Regions from separate parts of the Mus musculus genome. Here region 2 is linked to region 1. Evidence: chromatin loops called from intact Hi-C (ENCODE). Cell type or tissue: gastrocnemius. All regions are shown on one strand. Each heading gives the region's core, and the rest is flanking DNA. Links, peaks and the distances in the headings are about the cores only. Region 1 overlaps Filip1 (filamin A interacting protein 1). Region 2 overlaps Filip1 (filamin A interacting protein 1).

Region 1 (5,381 bases), core at 54-5,053:
AGACAGGGTTTCTCTTTGCAACCCTGCTGTCCTGGAACTCAATCTGTAGACCAGGCTGGCCTTGAACTCATAGAGGTCCACTTGCCTCTGCCTCTGAAGTACTGGGATTAAAGGTGTGTGCCACCACCACCTGGCTCCACAGATAGTATCTTAGCCACCTCAATGATGATAGGAAGACCATGTGGTAGAAATATAGACCAGGAAATGAAAACATGTCTCTCTAGCTGTCAGGACAGCATTAGGAACACAGCTCCTCATTTTCCTCCTGAAGACTTCTAGAAATGTCCTAATAAGGGTTTCTGAGTCCTGGAAGTCCCTAGTCATAGTGGAAGTGGCGTGTGAGAGGTCAAAATTTTACACCCAGGTTATTATAATCCAGAGATCTGGTTTTAAATCTTATTCTGTGAAACTAAGAGGCAAACACTGTGGAATCTGTTGAATCACACAGCATTTACTTTTTTTTAAAAAATTGAAACAGAGTATCACTAATGTAGCCCAGGCTAGCTTAGAATGTATTTTGTAGCCCAAGCTAATTTTAGACTTGTGACTCTCTTGCCTCAGCCTTTGAGTGCTGACAATACAGGTGTAATTCCTGGCAGTCATGACTTAATTAATTAAGCCTCAACAATAATTCAGTCGTTCATATTCCAAGATGAAAATGAAAGAGAATCTGCCTTTGAAGAAAAGTGAGCAAAACTTTCTTTGGATCTCCTGGTCACCGCTGCATTAGGATTCCAGCTTGAACCCTATAGGTGGAACAACAATATGAACTAAGCAGTACCCCGGAGCTCTTGACTCTAGCTGCATATGTATCAAAAGATGGCCTAGTCGGCCATCACTGGAAAGAGAGGCCCATTGGACACGCAAACTGTATATGCCCCAGTGCAGGGGAACGCCAGGGCCAAAAAAAAAAAAAAAAAAAAAAATGAGAATGAGTGGGTAGGGAAGTGTGTGGGGGAGGGTATGGGGGACTTTTGGGATAGCATTGGAAATGTAATTGAGGAAAATATGTAATAAAAAATATTTTAAAAAAAAGGATTCCAGCTTGGTGTCTGACCACCGTATGGCTACAGAGTACATTTTTAATTTTTAATTGATTACATTAAAAAACAAAATCCTGTGGGGAAAACTTACAGTGCCCTGCACAAGGAGGGTACTCTGTAATTTTTTTCAAAGGGTTGGCTTGCAATGATAGTAATATGAACTCATTTTTACAGTAAACTAAGATAAAAGTTGACCTGGAAATAACTCATTTAGCAAAAGGTCTTCGAGGTTTTTTCCAGCTCAGCCTGTGGCTCCCCTTCTGAATCAGTTTCACTGTGATGTGCCTGCTGACAATAACCAGCTGGACTTCCTTTTGCTACCAAGTCCCTGGCACTCTCAGATCACTTAATCAACCTAGTAAAGAGGACCCTGACATTTGCTCACACAAGGAATGGTATCTGTGTGATCGCCATCCATTCTGTCTGCGGACTTGTTCTTTAGCAACCAGTTTTAAAGTGGCAAAACAGCTGTTGTAAGTTTTTCCTTTCAGCAATACATGCACACATAGGGTTTTGGTGCTTTTAAGTATACAGATGAGAGGCTGGAGAGAGGGCTCAGCAGTTAAGAGCACTGGCTGCTCTTCCAGAGGACCAGGGTTCAATTCCCGGAAACCACATGGCAGCTCTGGAACTCCAGGTCTAGCAGATTGGACACCCTCACACAGACATACATGCAGGCAAAACACCAATGCACATTAAGTAAATAATAAAAAAATTAATTTACAGTTGAAGGAACTCAGAAGGAACAGTGTGATTATTTGGGCAAGTCTAAGCAATGTTCCAAGCATATGTGTAATACATTCACAGTTTAGGTAAAATTTATCAATAAATGGAAAACCCTAATTCTCAGTCTTGGAATTAGAACTTTAGATCAAGCAAAAGTCTATTTATAATATTTTTTAAAACTCTACCTCTACACATCTCACATATATGTTATAGTCACTCATTTAGAATAATTTAAGAGATTTTTTTTCCATAGAGAATTTCTCTCCTGAGGTTTTGATTTGGGGAGCTTGTTTCTTATAATTCCTCTTGTCCGGACTCCTGTCCGTCACTGGATACAGTCCCGAAGCACCAGAGAGGACAGAGAGGCATTTTGGCCATTACCTCAGCTGGCCTATGGGCCCCAACCTGTAGGCAGATTTGCCTGCCTAGGACGGTGGGCTGTGCGGTGGGGGAGACTCTGTGTGCAAGCATGCCACACCTTGGTTCTGGTTGACAGCTGTCAGGTAAATCTTCGTTGGTGGCCACAAGTGTTATTAGGAGAGAGAAAGTGGGCACTGATGGCAAACAGCTCCGCAGTCCTAGAAGAGCAGCCCCCTTTGCATCCTGTGGCCAGTGAGTCATGCCTGCGGAGCAGACCAGAGGTGGCAGCGAGTGAGGGAGCAGGGGAAGGATGCCCTCCCGGTGACAAATTTGGAAAATGCTCACTTTGGGCATTTTTGTTGGCTTGAATGGCAGCTGATGAAAATAAGGTAGTATTGAATTACTGGGAAAGTATTTTTTCTCATGGCTACATGAGAAACAGACTCTGCTATTTATGTGCATCTTAATTTTTAGACGTTAAAACTGTTGGCGTGCAGCCAAATTTAAAAATAACCTGTGTTTTGTACTTTCTTGATGCGTAACTATAGAACATTCCTTGACCTTCCTCCACCCCCTCCCCCAGTATTTAGTTACCATGGCTCCTAACAAAGCTATTTTTTTTCTTGACATGACAGGATGGCAGGGCCCTAGACAGCCTGGAAATGCAAACTCGGAGTGTTGTCTTATGGTGTGCAACTGGTTAACATACTGTGATCCTGTCACAGCTTGTGACTTTTCTGTGCCTGTCCTCGGTTTTGACTTTCTCTTTGTAGTTCCTCCTCAGGCATCAGGCACCTGAGTCTCTCTGTTTCAGCTGGAAGAAGCTTGTTCATTCCCTAGGGATCAGCTGAGTACGAGCACTCAAAACTGTCCTGGGTAGGAATGTAGCTGCATCTGCAGAGGACTTGTCTAAGATGCAAAAGCTACATTGGTTTTCGACTCAATACCAGCCTTAGAAAACAAACAATATCACCAACAAACATCATTTTTCAAAGCTTTCCCCTTTGCCCAGGTCTTCAGCTTTCTGTCTTTGCATGTTTTTCTGATTTATTACATCTCAGGAGCAGTGCCACATCAAATTTACTGAATTCTCAGATAGGAGACTATTACTAAAGAGTGCCCCACACTTCCTTTATTTAAAAGAAAAAAAATAGATCAAAATTTCTGTTTGGTGAGTAGTTAGTTACATGAGAGGCAGAGAGGCACTGAGGCATGAGTGCCTACTGCATTTGTTTACAATGAGTTTACTGATGGTGGCCGTCCGTGCACACAACTCCTCTGGGAATCTGATGGCCTCGGAGCTGGAGCAGCTCTGCTCCAGACTTCCCGAGTATGATGATATTTAAAAGAAGACTTTATATCCATGACCTGAACATCCTTCTATACTTAAAAGTTTTCAAAAAGATAACCACTTTTAATAATAAAAACCAATAGTAGTAACAACAACAACAACAACAACAACAATAATAATAATAACAGCAACAACAACTCATCAAAGTTAATCCCCCCAATGCATATGGCACAATTCTACTACATGACTTCTTTCCTTGTTTTTAAAATCAGTTATTATTATCATTAGAATATATGACATATATCCATGTGTGTAAATCAGATGACAGCTGTGAGGAGTCAGTTTGCTCCTTCTACCTTAGGGACCAGAGATTGAGAGTTCAGACCACCAGGTTCCTGGGATGCCCTTTATCCCCTGACCCATCCTCCTGGCCTACTTGCTTTCTTCATGACTATTTTCAACTCTGCTCTTTAGTTCTCTTAAACTCCTTTCTCCACATGTCTCCGTAGGCAGGAACGTTAACCTGAACATTTCCTGGTAAACTCGCTGATATTGGCTGAGTTCGTCCTAGTTGAAATTAATCCATTTCAGTCTTCCTGTCTGCTCTCCCAACCCCCCTTCACATTTTGGAGTGTAGCTGAGCCCTGCACATTGGTGGTAGTGAAAAGAGATCTGGGGGAAGTACCCAGGAGTCTGGCTTTTGTCTGCTTTACAGTGGCCGCTGCTTCCAAGAGGCTGTTGTCAGGACTGCCTATCTAATTAAAAAGCCCAGTGAAAAATGAAAATGTGGGATGTGGGTAGGTGTCCAAGGATAATTAAGAATCTCAAGTTGGGCTGGTAGCACAGGCTTATAATCTTGGGCCTTTCTTTTATGGCAAAACAAGAGGATCAGGAGGCCAAAGATTTTTGGCTGCATGATGACAATGAGGCCATGGGATACAGGTCAAAAACAAAAAACAAAAACAAAGCAAAAAAAAAAAAAGGTGGGGAGGGAAGGGGGTGAAACATTTCAAGGAAGAGCACAGAACAAGCAGTGGCCTGTATGACTGCTCAGCTCACACAACAGTGGAGCCCACTCTACCTGCACCCACTGCTGTCCTCTCCCAGGCTGACTCCCGATGAAATAACCCCACTACTCTCTGGCGAAATAGCTCTGCTCCCATGACATCTCTGAACTCCATCCTAATCTGCACAGACACCCTGCACCTTCCACTTCAACTCCAGTCTTGGTGCTCTACCTTGAAAGCCCCCTGTACCAATGATTCATGCGTTAGCACACAGGCTGCCTCTCCAGTCTGTTGTCCTGCTGTACTGGGCTTTTGGCCACGTCTCTGTCTCTCAGAAAATCCTAGTAGGTGCTTGAGGCACACACTGCTAAATCTGGAGTATACATTTGCATATCTCAGGACATGGGCTAGTGCCAGTGGGAATCCTCTTGAGTTTTAGCCATAAAACTTCGTGGGAATTCCTTTCCTTTTATGTTCATTTCTTTAGCAGTGTATCTGAGAGAGGAGGTAGGGAGGGACAGAGGACGTCACTGCCGCCCTATCTTTTCTCTCAGTCTGTTCTTATTTTCAAATTACAGCGAGCTGGGGACAGAATGAAAACGGGTAGAGACTGTCCAGCTTAGATGTACCCATTAAGCAAGTTTGTTACAGCTTAGATCCAGGTTGATAAACTAAGGGCTAAAGATCAGACAGAGTCACATCGGACGACTTCTCTGCTGTCTGTGATTTCCTGTTGCATGGAGCTGAGTAGAAATACCAGAAGCCAGATAGTGCTGCAAAGTGCAACATGCTTACTGTCGACAGACACAGCTTGTCAACCCCAGTCCTAGATGTTCACAGAACATAAAGTGACCCTGTCCCTCCTGCTTAACTATATGGCAGTGCCTGAAACCTTAGCTGTTAAGCTGTCACAGGGCAGGGATTCCTGCCATAACACTACTGGGAAGGACCGTC
Region 2 (5,381 bases), core at 215-5,214, 46 kb after region 1:
GATGCTCGTGAGGCGCTTGCTGCTCTTACAGAGGACTGGAGTTTTGTTCCTAGCATTCACATGGGGTAGCTCAAACCACCTACAACTAACTCCAGGTCCAAGGGATTAGACTCTGTTGGACACACACACACACACACACACACACACACACACACACACACATTAAAAGCAATGGTAGCTCTTGGGCAATAGTTTGGTGGTAGTGTACTTGCAAAGCATGCTTGAAAACATAAATCCAATGCCTAGTATTATAGATAGGTATGTAGGTAGGTAGGTAGATAGATAGATAGATAGATAGATAGATAGATAGATAGATAGATAGATAGATGGATAGTTGTTTGAGAAGGTCCAATGGCTACATGCATATAGAGAACCCATAAGGTTTGATATTAAGAGTTTCAGCTCGAAAGTTAGATTGCCTAGATTTGTATCCTGCAGCCACCATTTATCAGTTGTGTGACTTTGGGCAAATTACCAACCTTTCCTGTAATAGCCTCAGACCCAGCATCTACATAGTGATGCCCATAGTGGTATTTATCTGATGTGATTTAACTATGTGGTTTCAGTGAGATGACATTTGCAAAATATTGTGCACACGTCCTAGTGTTTAATATTAGGAAGTGGTGGGGAGGAGACAGGCTGCTCTAATTACGTTTCTATAGGAACAAGCCGTTCCTGGAATCATTCACCCCAAGTTGTTAATAGAGTTTTCCCTTGGGAGCAGATTTGGAGGATGCATTTTATAGATCTTTCTCTTTTTCTTTAAGCGCATCTATATTGTTGATTTCAGTTACACGCTATACATCATAACATTAAATCTTTAAAAATAAATACAGTGTATTTTCCAGCTTCCCCCCTTTACACCAAAATAAATTATTGGTGCTCACATGAGATGCCTTCCTGCCAAGCTTAGTTCATTTGTAGGTTAGCCCTTTTGATTCAGATGTTAATTTTCTCAACCCAAAGGGAGCTTTGAGAGCAGCCCAAGCCAGTAAGTAACCAGTGGTACAGCACTGCTCTGCTGCAGTTTTTCTCCTGGTAAGTGGCTGTAAGACACTCAAATCTGTGAGGGGCAGCTTGTCCCTTTGATTCCTCTTCTTACCATGAGAGGTCTGGCCCTTTCACAGCTCCTCACAGGTTCTTTTAAAGGCTTCCGAGAGGTCTATGTGTATTTGCGTGCCTACCTGTCTGTTGGTCCCTGCAACTGGAGTCACTCTACATTTGTTTGTGAGCCTCGATGTGGGAGCTGGAAGCTGAACCCACATCCTCAGCCAGTGCTCTGAATGTCTGAGCCATCTCTCCTGAACCCAGCTTGGTTACGTGCCAGTAGTTTAAAGGAGACATAAAGAGTCAGTCCGCAACCATCCTGCAGAGCTTGACAGTAGGCAGGCAGGTCTGGCAGCTTACATCTGATCCACAAGCCGGAGGCAGAGAGAGCTCCAACTGGGGACCAAAGTATTTATATATATGGGAGCCAGTCTCATACACATCAGCACACCTGCCAAGACCAGGATTACAGTCATGCCTCACTGAGCCACGGTAAATTGGGGATACCCTGCTATCTGCAGTCCTAGGACACAGTGCTGAACTGACCCTAGATTATTTAAGGGTAGCTGGTGGTTATTCATCAATGTTTCTGCTTTACTTGAGCCCATCTCACCCCTTTCTCAACACTTTCTCTGTGGAATCCTGGTTGTCCTGGAACTCTGTAGACCTCAAACTCAAAAGATCTGCCTGTTTGTCTCCCTGGTGTTGAGATTAAAGAGGTTTTGCCACAAAGGGGGAAAAAATGTCAGTCACACATCTAAATGTCTAAAGCACGATTCAAATGAATCAATGTTGATTTCTTTTGGTGCGGGACAACATTTTAATGTGGTTCCAAAAGCTATGTTCTAAGTCAACCCTTTTGAGTTGTGTAGAAGTTTGGTATCATTATTCCCATCATCGTTGAGAAAGATGGGACCCCTATCTTCTACCTCTGAAGAGAAAGCTAGAACTGGACCACATTCCCAGATTCCATCAAAATCCTCTCACCTGGTTTCTGGCCATTTACAGTACCCTCTGCTCCCCACAGAGCCCCACCCCACCCCCCCACCCCCACCCCTGTTGCAGAGACAGGTGGCAGCTCATTTACATAATCTCAAATCTCAATAGCAGGGCAATTTTTCTAATGAATATCGCATGCGTTCATTTGGATCTATATAAAAACATATGTGAAAATTCTCATAGTACAACCATCATTGCCCTGGTACTTTCTCATCTTGTGTGTGGTTTAAACTGCTAATGCTTTCTGCTTTTGTGGCTGATAAACCAACCTTTCACCTTATGGATGGTTAACTTCGTTAGCTTTGGTGTGGATCTCATTCTTCTGGCTGGGGATTCATGAGTTTCCCCCAGAATCTATTCAGTCATTGAGATGCATTCCTGTAGCACTTGAGACTGAGCCCTAAACGCTGTGCTTTGTGTCCCTGATCTACTCTGACCTTTGGAGTTTGTGGCCCATTGAACGGAAGGTCTTCCTTGTGAAATCACAGAATGGTGCCCCAGTTCACTTGCTGTGACTTGATATCACCGAACAAAAATACCATTATCAGTGTCCGAGAAAGGAAAAGACATGGTATCCTGTCTCTTTAAAAGTTGAAGGATGGGGAACACAGCAGAGTTAATTCTTCAGGGGCTGTGCCTTGAGAATTTTCTGGCCCAGAATCAAGTTCCAGATAATTAATTATGTCAGTAAAAAGCTGTGATGGCCCGTTCTCTTCGGAGAAAAGTGACATCACCCGTAGAATTCTCTGGCAATAAAGAAGAACAAAGCTGCGAGCGAGCACAGGAAATAACAGACGAGTGTCCGCGAGTGCATATTTTATCCACTTCAAAGTGCACTGTGAGAAGATGTTCTGTGGGGCTGACTTCCAGCAGCCACGGCCTGGCAGGGGCCTCTGGGCAGCAGAGAGGAAGGCTTGGGGCTGGGCTGCCAGACTCACAAGCTGTGGCCTGATCTGAGTGTGCTGTTCTTAGGAAAGATACTAAAAAGATGACAAAGCTCAAAAGTTTTGGCGAGAGCAGCAAGCCAATCAAGTGATGTAGTGTGAGGAAATCGCAGCAGATGCAGATGCAGATGCAGATGCGGAGGCTTCCGCTGCGGATGAGGTCAGTCTGGGAAACGATACCCGGCCTCTCCTTCAGGCCTCCCTTTGCTTCATCTTCAGCCTCGCTCCCACAACGACTGTCACCGGCACACACCGCATCATGGAACAACGAGAGCACACAGCTCCGAGAAATAGCTCAAAGCTTTAGTCTTTCTCTCGTACAGTGGAGTTAAGAGAATCACGTTAATGTTCCCAATTAAGAGTATTGTCCGTGCTAGGTTGCCTCGAGCTATGTATGGGTTATTGCTAAACTCAACTCTGTCCTTCCCTGAAAAATATGTTAGTTTCATGTTAGCTGTTTAGAGCTAGGCTTTCTTGGCTGAAACATTTTTTTACTTACGTCACCAATTTAAAGCATATTAATAGAAAAGTTTCAAAATTTCAGGTGTCACACATCTGACTATCAGAGACATAAATATTCCTTTGATCTGAAATGACCTGTTCCAAAACTTACTTTAAAATATTTTATATAATTGGCTAAGTAAAGTAAGTTATATTTATGTTATTTAGAAGGTGCATTCTCTATGAACTAACCAGTACCCCGGAGCTCTTGACTCTAGCTGCATATGTATCAGAAGATGGCCTCGTCGGCCATCAGTGGAAAGAGAGGCCCATTGGTTGTGCAAACTTTATATGCCTCAGTACAGGGGAATGCCAGGGCTGAGAAGTGGGAGAGGGTGGGTGGGGGAGCGTTCCATAAGAAATTGCCTTCATTTATAAGGGGACATTCCAAATCAAGTAGGAATGTTAAAAGTACATTGTAAAATGTTTAAGAGTTTTTAAATCAACAATTTTTGTGCTTATTAATTTATTGTTGTTGTTGTTTTTTCTATATGAAAGGACTTAGATTAGACAGCCTGCTTTTGGCATGAGCATCACTACAAAATGTGCTCCTGACACACCTTCTTATTGATGCTGCTTTAGAGAATGCCAAAAAAAAAAAAGTATAGAAAACTAATGCCACTTCTGCTGTGCTGTGCTCTTTTAACAGGCAGTGAACTGCAGATTCTGACAGTATATTCCAATTTTCAATCACATTTTAAAAACTGGATCAAGGGACAGGAGAGGTGGCTTGGGAGTAAAGAGCAATTGCTGCTCTTGCAGAAGGCCCAGGCTGTTCCCAGAACTCAGATGGCATAACCCCAGGTCCAGGGGAACCAACTCCCTCTTTGGACCCATTGGGTACCAGGCACATGTATGATGCGTGTATATATACATTCAGGCAAAACACTCATACATATAAAGTAAAATTAAAAAAAAAATGGTTCAAGAGGCTCAGAGAAGGTGGTCACACTGGTCTGGGCTGCCATCATCCTGCTAGGCTCACAACATAGGAATCGGAGGTATGGTTATGAGTGCTTTAACAGGGTATTGAGAGCAACAGGAATGAGAAGAAAAAAAAATTCCATAGCTTCGACCTATTGAATTAGCCTGTAGAAAGGGTATATAATATTGTATAATTTTGTTAATGTAATATTATAATATTATATTATAATATTAATATTATAATAACTGTATAATATTGCTCAACTGACCCAGATGTTCCATATCAGCCAATTCACTGTGATAAAAGAATGAAAAGAGGAAACGACTTTCATTAGATATCCACTTACACTAGTGACTTCATGTACTTCGTTACAGAGCCAACCAACCTAAGTCATACTGCTACAGTGCATAGCAGAGCCACAGGTGGGTTTCTCAAGGCGCGCACGCTGGGGGGGGGGGAATCATTGATTTATCACATACCTTGCATACTTTAGGTCAAGTACAATCTGTGGCATTGCTGTTGCTGTGCCCATTTTACAGATAGAGACTGAGTTCATAGGCAGACTCAGGTCAAGGTCACACATGGTTGTGCATGTTTTTAGCATAGATTCTCAGGGGCATGCTGTCTTTTCTACCACATTGCATCTGTTGAAGGGCTAAGTCTTGATAATTTCCACCTCCTCTTCCCTTCCCTCCCCCCCCCTCCTGTCCTCTCCTCTCTCCTCTTCCTGTACAGTCCTTCCCCATTTTCCTCCTAGCAAGTAGCCAGTGTAACATTCTCTGCAGGTTCAGGATGACTGAGGCTTTTTGATTCTTTTGAATTTTGTTTTTAAAGAAATTAAAGTATAGTTTTGCCAGCTGGTCACTTGTATGATATAAATAGAGAATTTGCTTAGGTGGGAATTGAAATGAATAAAATACTCAGTCACCTCCCAGGGAGCTCAAGGCTGTGTGATTCCAATAAAT

What was found. Peaks named below come from ENCODE experiments on the same cell type or tissue, not always from the same donor. Only the 100,000 strongest peaks of a DNase experiment are listed, where the experiment ranks them.
Region 2: a loop joins it to region 1, with 2.1 times the contacts of the local background. A loop is called at or near these places in 7 of 42 quality-filtered maps.

What each region holds. Positions count from the first base shown.
Region 1 is chr9:79,919,453-79,924,833 of GRCm38, reverse strand. All of the region lies in intron 1 of Filip1 (filamin A interacting protein 1), which reads left to right. Among named protein-coding and RNA genes, the nearest start is that of Gm35261, 5.4 kb to the left of the region's middle. In gastrocnemius, for the core only: no CTCF peak of the experiment used is centred there; a DNase peak (open chromatin) is centred at 2,244; H3K4me3 peaks cover 1,465 bases; H3K27ac peaks cover 4,457 bases.
Region 2 is chr9:79,873,391-79,878,771 of GRCm38, reverse strand. All of the region lies in intron 2 of Filip1 (filamin A interacting protein 1), which reads left to right. Among named protein-coding and RNA genes, the nearest start is that of Gm35261, 51 kb to the left of the region's middle. In gastrocnemius, for the core only: no CTCF peak of the experiment used is centred there; a DNase peak (open chromatin) is centred at 2,959; H3K4me3 peaks cover 1,050 bases; H3K27ac peaks cover 1,690 bases.